Linked DNA regions of Homo sapiens: region 1 is linked to region 2. The links are chromatin loops, found by intact Hi-C in ENCODE. Cell type or tissue: ovary. All regions are shown on one strand. Each heading gives the region's core, and the rest is flanking DNA. Links, peaks and the distances in the headings are about the cores only. Region 1 overlaps CLEC16A (C-type lectin domain containing 16A). Region 2 overlaps CLEC16A (C-type lectin domain containing 16A).

Evidence for each region. Peaks named below come from ENCODE experiments on the same cell type or tissue, not always from the same donor. Only the 100,000 strongest peaks of a DNase experiment are listed, where the experiment ranks them.
Region 1: it touches region 2 in a loop (4-fold over the local background); 3 of 110 quality-filtered maps call a loop at or near these places.

What each region holds. Positions count from the first base shown.
Region 1 is chr16:11,053,100-11,061,427 of GRCh38, forward strand. CLEC16A (C-type lectin domain containing 16A) reads left to right here. Exons shown (of 24, transcript NM_015226.3): 19 at 7,803-7,923. Among named protein-coding and RNA genes, the nearest start is that of CLEC16A, 110 kb to the left of the region's middle. In ovary, for the core only: no CTCF peak of the experiment used is centred there; no DNase peak of the experiment used is centred there; H3K27ac peaks cover 1,672 bases.
Region 2 is chr16:11,103,135-11,111,462 of GRCh38, forward strand. All of the region lies in intron 19 of CLEC16A (C-type lectin domain containing 16A), which reads left to right. Among named protein-coding and RNA genes, the nearest start is that of SOCS1, 150 kb to the right of the region's middle. RefSeq lists enhancers at 1,818-1,867, 2,218-2,357. In ovary, for the core only: no CTCF peak of the experiment used is centred there; no DNase peak of the experiment used is centred there.

The sequences.
Region 1 (8,328 bases), core at 83-8,082, 50 kb before region 2:
AAGTTAGCCTTGAACTCCTGGCCTCAAGCCATCCTCCTGCCTTGGCCTCCCAAAGTGCTGAAATTACAGACATGTACCACCACACCCAGCCCACACTCTACCTTCTTTTGGTTCACAGTTCATCAGGGTTTTTCTTACCACTTCTATGAACACATAGCCTCTGTTATGAAGTAGATCAATTCAAATCAGTTCTTTATGTGAATTTCCTCATTAAATTCTATAACCATCCTAGGAGATTGGCACTATTATTATCCCCATTTTACAGAGGAAGAATTTTTTTTTTTTTTAGACAGGGTCCTGCTCTGTCACCCAGGTTGGAGTGCAGTGGTGCCATCTTGGCTCACTGCAACACACTCTGCCCCCTGGGGTCAAGCAATCCTCCCACCTCAGCCTCCTGGGTAGCTGGGATTACAGGTGTGTGCCACCACACTCGGCTAATTTTTGTATTTTTTGTAGAAATGGGGTTTTGCCATGTTACCCAGGCTGGTCTTGAACTCCTGGACCCAAGCGATCCGCCCACCTCGGCCTCTCAAAGTGCTAGGATTACAGATGTGAACCACCACGCCCTGTCCACAGGGGAAGAAATTGATGCATGGAGAGGTCTGGTGATTTGCTCAAGGTCACCCAGCTAGTGAGTAGCTGAGCCACAAGTCAGCCCAGGCAATGTGGCCCCCAGAACCTAGACTCTTAGGCATTCTGATCCACTGCTTCCCACACTGCCTTCTTGAGATCTGCTGGCTCTGCTCAGGACACTGGGACAGCAAAAACACAGCCCCAGTCCTGAAGAAATCAGAGCCTTAGAGGTCAAAGTGGGAAGAGACAGTGGCAGGTCATGTGGCTCAGGCCATTATTCAAGCAGCATTAGGTCAGGTCACTAATCCCACCTGGAGCAGGAAGTGGGACAGGCATCAGATAGGGAGGCATAGGCCCAGAGACAGGTGGCACATTCTGGCACCAACACGGCAGTGATTGCAGCTGGAGCCCACAGGAGGATGTGATGAGGCTGGGGGTGCTGGCAGGAGCCAGATCACGGGAGCCTTGGAGCCCCTTGAGAACCTTGGCTGTCACCTCTTAACACAGTTTCATGACCTCATGCCCTGCTGGGCTGGGGCAGATGGTCCTGATCCACAGGCGAGAGATGGGAGAAATGCAGGGGCCAGTTTGTCAGGCATGTGGCAGAAGGGAGGTTGCTTCTTGTCTACTCTGAGCTGCTGTCTCCATCTGTCAAGTAAAATGTGCCTGCCTTTCCAGAGTTATCGTGAGGACTCGGCAGCAAGCCAATGGCAGGTCTCGATGATAGTCTTTTTGCCCCTCACATGTCACAGAGTTGCAGGTTCCCAGGGCTGTGCTGCCCACCTCCCTTGTCCTGGATAGGATGCACAACCCGAGTGGCTGGCTGAAGCACAGATAGAGAATATCTCAGCTTCTCTAGAGTCTCTTTGCCTGTCTGACAAGTTTCCAAAAGCAACTCTCAAGTCCTCCCAGGGTCCCTGGGTAGCAGAATGATATAAAAGAGGCCAGGCTACCTCAAAGCCAAGGCATCCACTTTAGAAAAGCTTCCTTTGTGACTTTAATAATTTCTTTCTGAAGGGTGGCTTTGGCCACTCATCTCACTACGGTTCCTGTTGCAAGGTAGCCATCTAGAATCATCCAGAAGCTTAGCTCTTCAAGCCCACTTCAGAAATCAGAACACACCAATGTGCTTTGAATCTGAGCTAAAGGAAGTTACATGGTTTAGCAAGCAATTGAGGGCTTATGTGGTTCGTTTCAAGTTTTTTGCTTGTATCCAAAGAACATTCCAAGCTACCCCTTTGGATTCAAAGGTTTTCTTTCTTTTTTTTTTTTTTTTTCCACCAAGTAGACTTTTTAAAGGAGGCTGATCCTTTTTAGAAACTCCATCCTTTATTTTCCTTAAGGACTTGTCAAAGAGGTTCAAACAATTCTCCTGGCAAATCATTCCTAAATATTCATAGATTCATCAAAGAGCTGCTAGATTCTTGCTATGTGCCAAATACTGTGTTAGCCTTGGGGGTGAAGAAATGAGTGAGCACACATCCCTGCCTTCTGGACCGCTCTTTTTACCTAGTGAGGTAAAGTTTATTAACAAGTAAGAGAATAGCAGGTTGGGTATCAACTCACAGTCAGAGCTCTGGAGGAAAGAAACAGCATGCCATAGCCAGGGGCTGAGGAGCGCTCCTCCTGCAGATAGAGTGATCGGAAGAGCTTCTCTGCAGAGTTGACATCTGAGCTGAAACCTGGAGCATGAGGAGGAGCCAGGAAGGTTAAAGTGATAAAGGAGGCACTTTCCAAACAGGGAACAGCACACATCCAGTCCCTGAGATGCCACCAAGTGTGGCATGTTCAAGGAGCATAGTTAAGTGAGGGAGGGGCAGGAGCGCAGCTACAGGAGAGGATGGTGGTAGCGCTTTGCAGGCCGTGGGGAGGCATCTCACGATAACGCCGTTTTCCCTCTTGCTTTTTTTTTTTTTTTTTTTTTTTTTTTTTTTGAGACGAGTCTCAGTCTGTCACCCATGCTGGAGTGCAGTGGCATGATCTCGGCTCACTGCAACCTGCTCCTCCTAGGTTCAAGTGATTCTCCTGCCTCAGCCTCTACAGTAGCATGAGCCACCACGTCCAGCTGATTTTTTAATTTTTTTTGTATTTTTAGTAGAGACTGGGTTTCCCCAGTCTGTTGGCCAGGCTGCTCCCAAACTCCTGAACTCAGGTGATCCACCTGCCTCGGCCTCCCATGGTGCTGGGATTACAGGCGTGAGCCACCATGCCCAGCCCTCTCTTGCATTTTAAAAACCACATCACTTATTCTTTCTTTCAACATAGTTGTTGAACATATTCTAGGTGTCAGGCTCTGAGTAAGATGCAAGACAAGAATGATGAGCAAATAATATAAAATAAGACCAAAACAGCAAGGGGTCCACTGAGCCATGCCAGCTGAGAAGGGAAATTCATGTTGAAATGAAGGTCACTGGAGCTGTTGGGGTCCAGTGAGAACATTGGAGCAGAACTTTGGGCTTAGGCTGGATCCATCCCACATGTAGGGGGACCTGAGAGAAGCAGTGAAGAAGGAAAACAGTGGTGTCAGTCAGACCAACCACGGGTCAAATCCCAACTCCAGCTGCATGAGCTTGAGCGAGCCACTCACCCTCCCGGAACCTCAGGTCCCTCGTGGGTCTTGCCTCTCAGCTGTTGCCCAGAGTAGACGAGTGTGGCTGTGAAGTGACAAGCCCAGGGCCTGGCAGACAGTAAGTGCTCAGGAAGCATTGTCTGAACAGAGATGGAGCAGTCTAGTATGTAAGGTGGGAAAGAAATAGGGTCTTTCATGATCTAAATCTACCAAAGCTTAATGCCAGAGAAAAGAGAGTTAGGAATAGGATTTTTTGGTGAATATCAAAATCCAAGTTTAAGCCACTAGCCATCTGTATATAGTCATCTTGGAAGCGGTTATGAAACACCCATATTTGCACGAGGTTTTATTTGTCCCCACATTGTTTCCCTGTTCCTTTGTAAAACCACAAGCAGTTTTTGTGTTTATCACTATTGGCCTTGAGGAAATAGAATATTTTGCTTTATTTTTTCGATGTGTATTATACATTAAAGAAAATACAATAACATCTCATGCAGTTTCAAAAGTAAAGGGAACAGTCTTTCCCATGATTTCATCACCCTAAACAAACAATACTTAGACATCTTTTGTGCTCCTCCTATCTTTGTCTGTAAAAAGAGTGTACTGTGGTCTTGCTTTCATCCCTTCTTTTTCTTTCTTTTCGTCGTAGCACAAGAAGTTTTTCATGTTGTCACAGTTTAAATAAGTCTCATTTCTTATGGCCTCATAAAGGTTCATCTGGCATTTTCTTGCAAGTAGACATTTTCGTTGCTTCCAGTATTACATTATTTTCAACTAAACTATAATGAGCAGCTTCATGAATACAGTGTTTTTCTTTCTTTTGAATTATTTCTTTAGGATAAGTTCCCAGAAGCGGAATTTCTGGTTCAAAGGGTATGAATGTGTTTTTTTCATGACCCTCTGCATATTGCCAAATTGCTTTCCCGATGGGTTGTGCCCACATTAAACTGCTTCGGCCCTCTTTTAAGAATGACTGACTTTCACAGCTACATGGCCTCAGTGGGCTTCTAACTTGAGTGACTGTCGCCTAAACTAGGCAGCTTGCACATGCAGCAAGGAAGCAGGAGGGTGAAAACCGAGCCTTTGTTCCAGGCCAGCTCGTGGGCTCAGCACATCACCGGTGCCATCCCGTTGTACCTGCACGGTGGGTGCCCCATTTCCAGAACACAAGCCTGGGCTTGGGCACGTCACGTGATTACCAAGCCCCAGCTTGAGCCACAGTGTGTCTGACTACAGAGCCACCCACCTTCCCCTGCTCATTGGACTGATTCCCCGGTGACATTGAGTTTGCCAGAATTTGCTTCCAGACTCATTGAAGCAAAGAAACTGGAGCAATCTCTTTATATTTGAGCTTGGTCAGCTGTCATCCTTTTCAAAATCTAACCTGTTCTTCCTGGGTCAGTCCTTCCTGATATTCTATGGAAGAATCTGAAAGAATAATAATTTATTTTTCCTTTTTAATAATACTTTTAAATTTGCGTCTTTATTTAGCAAAGAAAAGCGCTCAATAAAACCCTGGGTCCCAAGCCTTAAATCTTTTGGAGGTCAAGGAGTGTGGTTGGAAGAACACAGAGCTTGGAATCTAGTTATTCACTAACTGACCTTGGGCAGGCTGCCTGTCATTGCTCAGCTTTGGTTTCCCCATCTGTAAAATAGGAACCATGCAGAGTCATTAAAAGCTTAGATGAGACAACCCCGTACAGCTGGCATAGTATGCGGCAGGCCATGGGGAATCAAGAGAGTGCTTATTGTTTTGGGTGTGGTGGGGTGAATTTTATGGCTCTTATGCTCATATTTTAGCTTTCTTTTGTGAATTTACAGAGTTGTGGGGCTGCCCAATGTGCCTACCAGGCCCTTATAACCCCCCTACCCCCATGGGAGCCCAGGTTTTGCCTCGAGTGGAGCTCCCCGCCCTGTGGGAATCGGCCCGCCTCAGATTCATGGACATGGCTTCTCATGTGTCCTTCCTTCTCTTAGGAGTTGGGGCAGGAACCAGGAAAAACATTGAGAGATTTTATTATACAGTCATCCCTCGGTATCCATGGGGAATTGGTTCTAGGGCTCCCCCAAGGATACCAAAATCCACAGATGCTCAAGTCCCTTATATAAACGGCGTAGTGTTTGCATATAACCTATGCACATCCTCCTGTAGACTTTAAATCGTCTCTAGATTACTTATGATACTGAGTACAATGTAAATGCTATGTAAATAGTTTGTTATACTGTATTGATTAGGGAATAATAAGGAAAAAAGTCTGTACAAGTTGAGTACAGATGCAACCCTTTTTTTTTTTAATATTTTTGATCTACAGTTGGTTGAATCCACAGATATGGAACCCATGGATACAGAGAGCTGACTGTATGTGTATTATATTCTATTTTATATTTATGATGATGATTGTTATTATCCATGTGTTGTTTGCAAGGCAAAAGCAGATATTGGCCTATATTGGGAGCCAAATTCTGAACTTTTAAAGTATTTATTGAAAGGTTACAGTTTTTCAGAGTGGTGGGCTGCAGAAAGCCACACGTTTCTGTTTTCTTACCCACCTGCTCTGGTCCTGCATGAGTTATTTGCCTTCAAAACCCCAAGAGGAACAGGCGTTTGGGCACAGAAATGAGCGTCTCCTTGACTTGGACCTGGCTGTGATGGGCCGTTTCCTTTCTTTCTCATCCTCATGGTCATGACTCCTTATTTGAGAGCTCAAGCTGCCAAATATTTCAAGTGACCACCCACGTCTTGGGCTTTCTGTACTTGGACTGCCATGGATGTTTAAGTTTCCTGGTGCACTTGGTTAAGTGACACACATGTCATACATTCCTGAGTTCACACCCAGCTCAGCCACTTAGCAGGTGTGTGAGCTGAAATAACTCTGCCCCTCTCAGCTCTGTTTCTTCCTCCATAAAATCTTCAAGTTACAATAAGGTGCCCACAGTTCCTGCCACCCCGTAAGTGCTTAAAAAATAGAAGTTCTTTTGAATTTTTTAATGGAACTACACTTCTTTTTCTCCCAATTGTTAGAGATGTCTTTATGAAGACTGTACTTTTAAAAACTGTTGACAATCAGATACGAATGCTACCACCACCATCATCATCATTATAACTTAAGAGCTGATCTTTCTCCAGTGCTTTCTGGTTTACAGAGGACTGCACTACCTTAGCATAGGGCCAGGAGATAGGATTGCTCTTCCAGTTCCAACATTAGGAAGTTGCTCCAAGGTCTCCCACTGGTTAGGGCGCAAGGCAGCACTGGGTGTAAGCAGGCTGACCAGCTCCTCATTGCCTGGGGTATGAGGAGGCAGTGTGAGTGCACCTCTTTGCAGACAGTAATTTGGCCCCTTTCTAGTTTTGGGAGGCACACTGCTGTATAGAGGGCACCTCCCCTCACCTAGGTCCAGACTGCAGCCTTCAGAGCCATAAACAAGAAGACCCAAAGGCGCACTGGGATTCGCCTTTGCAGCTCCCTAGTGGTGACAGTGGTTTGTCCCCCCAACCCCACTGTGCTGGCTGCTTTCCCTCCTGCGTTATCTCAGAACCTCCTAGCAGGCATGCGAGCTATCATGCCCATTTTACAGATGAGGAAAAGGAAGCTCACAGAAGTCAGGGGACTTGCCCAGCCTAGTGGAACTGGGAATCTGATGTAGACCTCATGTGTCTGACTCTGGAGCTGTCCCCATGGGGCACTGCACCCTCAGTCAGGCCCAGCAGCTGTGCCTCAGGGAGAGAGGCCTGCAGGTGGCCTTTTCTGTGGACTGCCCCTCTGCTTCCTTGCTCTGGTTGGTGGGCAAGCCTGTCCTGGGGCTGGAGGCTGCTTTCTGCACACACGGCTCCGACTGCTGGGACTCTGCTTTGTTTCTGCTCTCTGAAAGTACCTGGTGGCCACACAATTCTGACCAGACACCACTTCTATGGGCCAGGAATCCCTGTGCTGGTGGATCCACCTGTGCCCCTGGTCTGCTGGCAGGGAAAGCCTGAGGGGCATTCAGGGAACCAAGGTCACTGCCCACCTGCTAGGTGCGAGGTCTCTGCCCCGTCAGCAGCACACCCCCTGTCGTAAGACCAAGGGAGCGGGAGTTGAAGAGACTCACCCAGGGTAGGATTTTCCTCAGGTCTCAGGCCCTGCAGCCCACAGGCATTTCATTTCACCCTCTTCTGTCTGCCCCACCCCCGTATTCAGTAGGTAGTACCTTGAAATGCTTTTGGAGTGATTGGGTTTTCCAGAGCCCATGCTGGTTTGGTTGGGACAGACAGACTCAGGGTCTAGCCCTTGCTGGAAGCATGGCCTGGGCAGGTCACTTCACCTTCTTAGGTCTCAGCTGCCCGGTCTGTGAAATGGGGCTGACTGCTGGGCAGGGATTATTATGAAGGTCACCTGATACTTGGGGACAAGGTCCTGGCAGATGACGGGTGCTCAGTTCAGGTAAAGTAACCCAAACCTGAACCTGTGAATAACTGAAAACAGGCTACTCCCCCTTTGATTTTTTTTTTTCTGTCTTGTTATAAAAGCACGTACCAGAATCAAAACACCCGAAGAGGTGGGCTTTATTGCGTTTCTTTCTTTTTTAATAGAGAGTCATGGTGTCATTTCTGGGTGTGGGGCATCTCACTGAAATGACTCTGCAATCTCACTCTTCTCTGCTCTCTGAACTGTTGGTCCAGGCCATCCGGGTGTTCTTCATGCTGCGTTCCCTGTCACTGCAATTGCGAGGGGAGCCTGAGACACAGTTGCCGCTGACTCGGGAGGAGGACCTGATCAAGACTGATGATGTCCTGGATCTGAGTGAGTTGGCTGCTCTGAGTCACAGCAGGGGGCTGGGGGACATGGGACATGGGACACCACTCTGCTGATTCACACGCCACTGGGAGGGTCAGTGTGCAACCTACATTTTGTACTATTATTGAGCTGTGACCTTGAGCCAGCGGTGTGCATGTCCCATGCAGGTTTTGAAGAAAAGGCCCCTGGGTTCTCTGAGATCAGTTTGAGGGTTCTGCTTTCACACAGCTGGTTCTCTAAAAAGTCTCTGCAGAGCACCTGGAGGCTCAAGCAAGGGTGAACAAACTCCAGGGTTCCTGTCCTCCCTATAAACATAGTGGCATCGGTTTGGTTGGTTTTATATATTAAGCATTTTCTATATGATTCTAATGATAAAAGGGTTCTGCTGCTAAAGAAAGAAACTTGTAAAAA
Region 2 (8,328 bases), core at 275-8,274:
TGGTGGAAAATGGGAGGCTAGTGCTGGGCCCACAAGGGTCAGATCCAAGAATATGCTGGGGAGGAGCCAGCAGTCCCCCCAGAGAGGCCCAGTGGCGCTGCTCTCCACCTCTGCTTGGCCCATTGCTGGGCTTCTTTCAAGATCAATTTAAAACATTACCTCCTGACTGGGCACAGGGCTCACTCCTGTAATCCCAGCACTTTGGGAGGCTGAGGTGGGCGGATCACCTGAGATCAGGGGTTTGAGACCAGCCTGGCCAACATGGTGAAACCCTGTCTCTACTGAAAATACAAAAATTAGCCAGGCGTGGTGGCGCATGCCTGTTGTCCTAGCTACTCAGGTGGCTGACACAGGGGAATCACTTGAACCTGGCAGGTGGAGGTTGCAATAAGCCAGGAATGCGCCATTGCACTCCAGCCTGGGCAACACAACAAAACTCCGTCTCAAAAAAATAAAAATAAATCACCTCCTGCAAGAAGCCTTCTCTGACCCTTGGGCTGTGTCATGGCCTGTCTTCCAGCAGTCTACATCCTCCTGGTCTTCCCCTGCTGTGGCTCTTGTCCCATGGCATGTAATTGTCACTTCTTTGGGCTCCCATGCTAGACAGGAACCCCTGAGGGACAAGTCTTACCCATCTCTGTGGTCCTCTTTGCCAAGCAGAGTCCAGCACCCCCAGAAATGTTTGAATGAAAAGTCTGAGGCAGTGATGAATGGGTGTACCGGTTCCATCTATGAAGCCTTTTCTTCCCCACAACTGGCCTATGTCGGAGGAGAATCTGGGTTGGATGTTAGCAGGAGAGAATGCCTCCTTGCTTAGAAGAGCCTTGAATGCCAGGCTCAGATCCATTTGACCAGAAGAGCTCCTTGAGGTCTGGCCAGCATCTGTGGGTACCAGGATCCCCCACAGATGTGTGTGGCACCCACAGATGCCTTCTCTAGCAGTGTTAGTAATATAGATCCCAGAGGTGAGTTTTGTTTTGGGGGGTTTTTTTGAGACAAGGTCTCACTCTGTCGCCCAGGCTGGAGTACAGTGGTACAATCTCAGCTTACTGCAACCTCTGCCTCCTGGGCTCAAGCAGTCCTCCTGCCTCAGCCTTCCAAGTACCTGGGACTACAGCCATGTGCCACCATACCCAGCTAATTTTTTTTTTATTAAAATTATCTCCCTAGGAGTCATAGAGATGGGGTCTCACTATATTGCCCAGGCTGTTTTCAAACTCTGAGCTCAAGCAATCCTCCCACCTCAGCCTCCCAAAGGATGGGATTACAGGTATATGCCACCACACCCAGCATATCCCAGAGGTTTTAACATATTCTCTAGACTATGTCCTCTGCCTGGGGACCTCACCCCCTAAGGAAGGAGAATACCCTGGGCCAGGATCTGCTCTCTGGAATACCCTTGTGTACTTTTCTGATGAGGTGCCTTACAGAGGAAATCCAAGGGAAAGAGAAGATGTAGCCCCATCTTCAAGAACTTCTCTCCAGAGGGAGGAAGGAGAGGTGGGCCCATACCACGAAGGTGGAGAAAAATCACAAGCCCTCTCTGCACCCCAGCTTACTTGTTCCCAACAGCATTCCTACAAAGTAGGGGTGTCCTCATTTTTCAGATAAGGAAACAGCCTCTGAAGGGTCACCCAGTGTAAGGATGCATCTGCCTTCTTCATCCCTGTAGCCCAGTACCCGACACACAGTAGCCCCATAGCCCTAGGCACAAATGGGGTAGAGAGACCCTGACCACATCCTGTGGAAGGTCCAGAGCAGAGCCATCACAGAGGGCTTCCGAAGACCAGGATACCCTTGTTCCTGGGCTGCTGGGCTGCTGAACAGCGGGGAAGAGGAGCTGTGTGAACCTAGATTCCATGTGACTTTATCTGGCTGCATAATGAGCTTAAGTATTCAGATCTTTTCTTGGAAATCTCAAGTATTCCATTTGGCTGCCTCACAGAGTTAGGCAATTTTATTTACTCATGCTAAACAGGGCCATTTTCAGAGAGGAAATTATGCAATGTACTATGCAAATGTGGCATTCCGAGAGCAGAGATAAGTGTGGTCACCGATGCATTGTAAGATGAGATCGTGTCTCTGGCAGCTGGGTGTCACTTGATAAGGGGATATGCCAGACTGTACTTGGAACTGCTGCTCCCTTGGACTCGGTTTCTGGTAATTGTGTTTTCACCAAGTTGTCAAGCTGTGAACTGCACGTATTGAAGAAGAGGAACAAGGAGTGAAGCTTTTGCAAGTTGCTCATCCTTAAGTAGACTTCAGCAGTCAGAGAGGCTGCCCCCATACATGTTCTGGACACATGGGAACAAGGAGGGTAAAATTCTCATCCTCCATTCTCCCAAGAAGAGTCTTAAAATTTGACACGGGGGAAAGATGAAGACACACAACTGGTTTTCCTGGCCACTGTGAAAACCAGTCACCTCATTTTACTAGACATGGCATGTGCCTTTCATACTGAGAGAAAGGAAGTAGCTGTGGAAAACCCCACCTTTGGAAGCAGACAGAGCTGAGCCCAAAGCTAGCACTTCCCCCAGCCTGTGGGTACCTGAGATTGAGGCACCCAGCCTCCCCAAGCCTTCAGCTCCCTGCCTGAAAATGGCACTTTCAGTTAGTTATTGCTCCTGGGCCGTGTACCAGTCACAAAGACAGCCAACCCTTCACACAGCCACTGCTCAGATAGTTGCTGAGTGAGCCAGTGACAGATTTATCCACCTCTATCTGTAAAGTGAGCATTGATACAGTGTCCTCAGTGGCCCTGAGTGTGCTGGGAGACATGAAGATTCTGCAGAGTTAAGAGATTCTGGAAAGAGTCCTACAGAGGGCTCCATCCAAACTCTTTCCATTCAAATCCTTGCTATTCAACTTGGGAACAAAATGGATCTTCACAATGATAGGATCCTGTAGTCATCACACAAAAGTGATATAAAGGAGGCCAGAAAACTAATAATTTGAGTGCAGATTCTGCATACTGACCAGTCACCTTGTGTCAAATCTGTTGTAATTTGCCTGAACTTCACAACAATGCTAGGAAGTCCATTTTTCCCCAAAAAATTTTATTTTGAAACCTTCCAAGCATACAACCAAGTTGAAAGAATTGTATAGTGAACACCCTCATACTTGTCTACTTGTCTTATCACGTATCTACTTTATCCACCAAACTTTTTTGTGGGGGAGAGTTAGAGTCTCTCTCACCCAGGCTGGAGTGCAGTGTTTTGATCATAGCTCACTGCAGCCTCGAACTCCTGGGCCCGAGTGAGCTTCCCACTTCGGCCTCCGAAGCAGCTAGGATTACAGGTGTGAGCCACCACACCCAGCCCAATTTTTTTTTTTTTTTTTTTTTAGATGGGGTATTGCTATGTTTCCCAGGCGAGAATAGCTCTGGCTATGTTAACCAAGCTGGAGTTTACAGGCTTAGTCTTAGTGCTGTAGCCTCAAACTCCTGGCCTCAAGCAATCCTCCTGCCTCAGCCTCCTGAGTTGTGGGACTATAGTTGCATGCCACCACACCTGGCTTCTCTTCTTTTTTTTTTTAAGATACTTTTCCTTAGAGGTGAGGAAGTGAATCTTTTTAAAAATTTATTTCAAAGTAAATTGCAGGCCTCAGTACCCTTCTCCCCAAATACTCCAGCTTGCATATCATGAAGTAGAGCTATAAAATTATTTTATTACCCCCCGCCTATAGATGAGACAACTGAAGCAAAGTCACATGCCCAGGGTCACCACAGCTGGAAGGTGGCAGAGTTACCACTCAACTCCAGGCACTTGGCCCAGGCCCGGCTTGGGACTGTTGCCCTGCACAGCTTCCCCTGCATTCAGACCTGTGCTTCTTGGTGGGGAAGTGGAGCTGGAATGTGTTAGGAGAACACAAGAGTTTTCTTAACAGTGCTCTGCCGGTTACTCTTGGTGGTGTGGGCAGAGGGGTGTGGAGAGGCGGCAGAGGCCCGGACATCAGTGTGGCACCTGTAGTGGGACGCCCAGTGAACAGCTCAAACCTTAAAACCAAGCAGTAGGTCCCAGTTTCCCCGGGTAACTGAATTTCAACAAATACCCCATTATCTACATACCTCATTGCTGGTTTCCTTTACAAATCCCAGAAATGCCACCAGTACATTTTTTTTTTTCCTCTTCATGTTAGAGGGTGCGGCTTATAGGCCTGGCAGTAGAAAGGTGCCAAGACCCACTCTCTGTCCAGGAAATATCACACTTCACAACTGCCCCCTTTTCATGCTGGGAAGGAATGCTTTAGGGAGCCACAAAGAAGAAAAAGTAATTGATTGCTACTTGCAGCAAATAACCCATAAGCTGTTGCTGGGTTGATGGAGAAATGGTTACTTAATTTTCTTCAAAGGATTGATTTGACTGTCAGGAGAAGCAGCCAACCTAATTGAGTGTGCTAGTTCACACCCTCGGTGGGAACAGTCTCAGCCCTTCTTTTGTCTTGAAAGTGTCCTGGATTATGAAGTCCCCCACCGGAGTGAGTCGAGGCTCAGGAAGGTCCAGGTGTCCTACCATGCTGTTCTGCCTCTTTCAGGTGATCTGTAGAATTTACCAGGGCCCAGTTCCTTGTCACTCCAGCTCTGCTGGGCTTACACTGGAATCAGCACTGGCTTCCTTTTCAAAGCACTCAAGTTAGCTCCCAAGGAAACGTGATTTGTTTATGCCCCAGAATGGCTGCTGTTTTCAGTTTTCAGTGGATTCTGACAGGGTGGTGACCTGGGAGAGATGCATTGCACTGTCCTCCTGGGCTGTTGATTGACCCCTCGGACCACTTAGGCTTCCTCTCCCCTCCACCCCGCACTGAGCCGTGACTCACCAGGTACTCCCCAGCAGTGCAGTATGGTGGCCAAGGCCCCTCCTGCAGCTGCATTCTGTCATCAGGGAGGCATGCGAGGCTGATTTTCCCTCAAGTCACCAATGTAATTCTGTGCCACAAAGAACCGTCTCCATCCCACAGAGGCTGATTCCCCAAGTGTCCAGCAGCTTGGAAGGGTAGCCATCCTTCTGCTGGTCTGAAGCACCATGAGGGCAGGCTGCTGACTGGTCTTGCTAACTGATGGATTCTAGCATCTGAAAAGAGCCCAAGGGGCGGACACCCAGCTTCAGTCTCTCCTGCATGCCAGGAAGAGAAACTCTCAAGGGTAGAAGAGAGACAGCATTTCCTAAGCCAAAGAAGGAACTAGGTCTCCTGCTCGAAGGGGCCACCAAGTGCCCTGTGAAAGGGGGACCTTGCCAAGGCAGTCCAGGAGCATGGAGGTGGCTTCAGATCCTTGGCCACCAGGGAGTTAAACCCTCAGGGCTTGCCTGTTGAGAGCTCACATCATTTGACTGTCTCCTTGCCAGAACCAGCCAACATCTCCCACCCACCCTCTGCAGCTAGCCCAGGTAGAGGGGGCACCAGGCTGTGAGGCAGATGAGTGCTCTCTCTGGCCTCAGCCAGGGGACTGGAATGCCAGGTTTTGATCAGCTTGTTCAGGAGAGTGTGAAGTTCACATGGCCATCTGGCTGCATCCCTCAGCCACATATGTCACTCATCAGTTTGTGTCATTGGGGAAGTCACTTGTCCTGCTGCAGTTTGTGGCCACCTCATAGGATCTGGGACCATGTCAAGTGGAAAGTTGGGGCTTGGCATATAAAAGCACTTTATAAAGGTTGGTCTTGGTGCCAGCAGCCATTGTCATTGATGAAACTACTGGGCCGGGCGCGGTGGCTCATGCCTGTAATCCCAGCACTTTGGGAGGCCGAGGCGGGCGGATCACGAGGTCAGGAGATCGAGACCATCCTGGCTAACATGGTGAAACCCCATCTCTACTAAAAATACAAACAAATTAGCCAGGCGTGGTGGCGGGCGCCTGTAGTCCCAGTTACTCGGGAGGCTGAGGCAGGAGAATGGCATGAACCCGGGAGGCGGAGCTTGCAGTGAGCTGAGATCGCGCCACTGCACTCCAGCCTGGGCGACAGAGTGAGACTGTCTCAAAAAAAAAAAAAAAAAAAAAAAAACTGGGAGCAGGGGCCTTGATTCAAAACAGCCCTGACTTTTTTTTTTTTATTAGATGGAGTCTCACTCTGTCACCCAGGCAGTGGTGCAGTGGTGCGATCATGACCCAGTGCAACCTGGAACTCCAGGCTCAAGCTATCCTCCCACCTCAGCCTGGGACCACAGGTGTGCACCACCACACCCAGCTAATTTTTTTATTATTTGTAAAGACGAGGTCTTGCTATGTTGCCCAGTCTGGTCTTGAGCTCCTGGGCTCAAGTAATCCTCCCGCCTTGGCCTCCCAAAGTAATGGGATTACAGGTATGAGCCACCTCACTCAGCCCTGATAATCTTTCAGTACATGGCTTTAGAGAACCAAAGCCTGGAATGGTGCTGCATCCCCAACTCCGGTGAAAGCCAGCAATGCTCAGTGTTTTTTGCCCTCCCTGCACCACCCACAGGCCACTGCAGTTCCCCCTCACTAATCCCTGGTACCAGCGCAGACTCGGGAATAGAAACAAGTCAGGCTGGATGGGTGTGTGGAGGGGCCAAGACCACAGCCCCTCCCTCACACGTGCAGCCACGGGCCCTCCAGGTGTCCTATCAGCTGTGGGCCCTGCTCTTGGAATTCCAGGGTGAGCCTGCCTTTCCCTCAAGGGATCAGTGTTCCCTGTTCCTCAGCCCCTCCTGACCTCTGATTAACCACACGTGCTTGAAAGATTTGCTAATGTTTACTGAACTGCTAATTTAAACTCCAGCCGTAGCCTAAAACAGGCTGTTGGATTTCAAAGCCTTGGAATTCTGCTGGCCTGGATATCCCCCTGTAAGGAAAAAGACTTGCATTCTAAATGCAGCTGGAGCCACCAATGCTAAGAATTAAATTATGGATTGGCATCCGTATTTTATTGTGAAGGGATTATTAAAATACAGCAAAAGTCAGTCAGCCCCATTTATCGCTCAGTAATGGGCTACAGCCTGTCAGAGGGGGCTGTAGGGGAAGGCTTCAGCCCAGGAGCTAAAAGAACAGTTGATTGAGCAGTCCCTGGCCTCCAAGTGGGAGCACCAAAAGACATTAGCTTCCTTCCATCCCATCCACAAATACTTCTTCAGCACCAGCCATTGCCCAGACCCCCTCCAGAGGGTACAGCAGCTAGTGATACTGGTCAGGACCCCTTGTTTTGGGAGCTTACAGTCTGGACAGGGATGCTTCAACACAGTCAAGAATGACAGGCACTGGGATGGGGCTGGGGATTAGGGAAATGTAGAGAGGGACTGGGGGAGCAGCCAGGGATGAGGGGTCAGGGGAGGCCTCACTGCAGAGCCCGGGGGGCCTGTGTATCTTGCATATTCCATGACCTTACGGGAATTCTGAAAAACAACCGAAAACCATGATTCATTTTCTCCCTCTGAAGAGACTCATTTAGTCAAGAGTTTGCATTCAGAAAACATGAGTACCTTAGGCAGAAGGGTTCCAACGAGAGAGTCATGGCTCCAGAAATGTCATGGCACTTCCGAGCAATTTGACTTGTGCTGGGAGAACACTAGGACCACTTCTGACAATGACCACCATAGCTTGCCTCTGTGATGCATGCTGGGCACAGCCCCATGCCCCTCCCAGATACCCTGGGCAGTCCTGCAGGTGGTTAAGTGTTCTTCTTATAAGGCAGAAACCTGAGACTCAGAAAAGGGAGGTGATCGGCCCAGGGTCACACAGTTTAATAACTGGCAGAGCTGGGCTTTAAACCCAGTCTGCACAGTGCTAAAGCTCAAGTTGCCGTGATACTGCTCTTCATGGTAACAGCATGCTTTTTCTTTCATGCTTTTTCCTTTTCTCCTCTTCCTTCCCAGCATCTTAAAGTTGTGTTGGGAAATGGTTGTGCTAGTTTCCCTTCATTCTGCTAAATACTTGCAGGATCTTCCAAGGTCCCCAAAACAGCCAATCCTGAGTTGTTTCTCTAGGCCAGTCTTCTGAGATGCAGCATGTAGCTTCTTGGTGGTACTGAAAGAATTTTAGAATTTTAGATGTGCCTGGATGTAGCACTAAATTAAATTACCATCACAATTATCTATTGCTGAGTAACCAACCACATATATTAACTTCATGGCTTAAAACAACTATGGGAATTCATTTTGCTAGCAAATGTATAATTTGCCCAGGGCTCAATGGGAATAACTCTGCTCCACATGGCATCAGCTGGCGTGTATAGACTGGGAGCTGGCTGTGGGCCTGGACCTTGGTTTCTCTCTGTGGGTGTCTCCATGGCTACTTGGGCTTCCTCACAACATGGTGGATAGGTTCCAAGAGCATTTTTATGACTTTGCCTCAGAAATCACAAAGCATCACTTCCATTG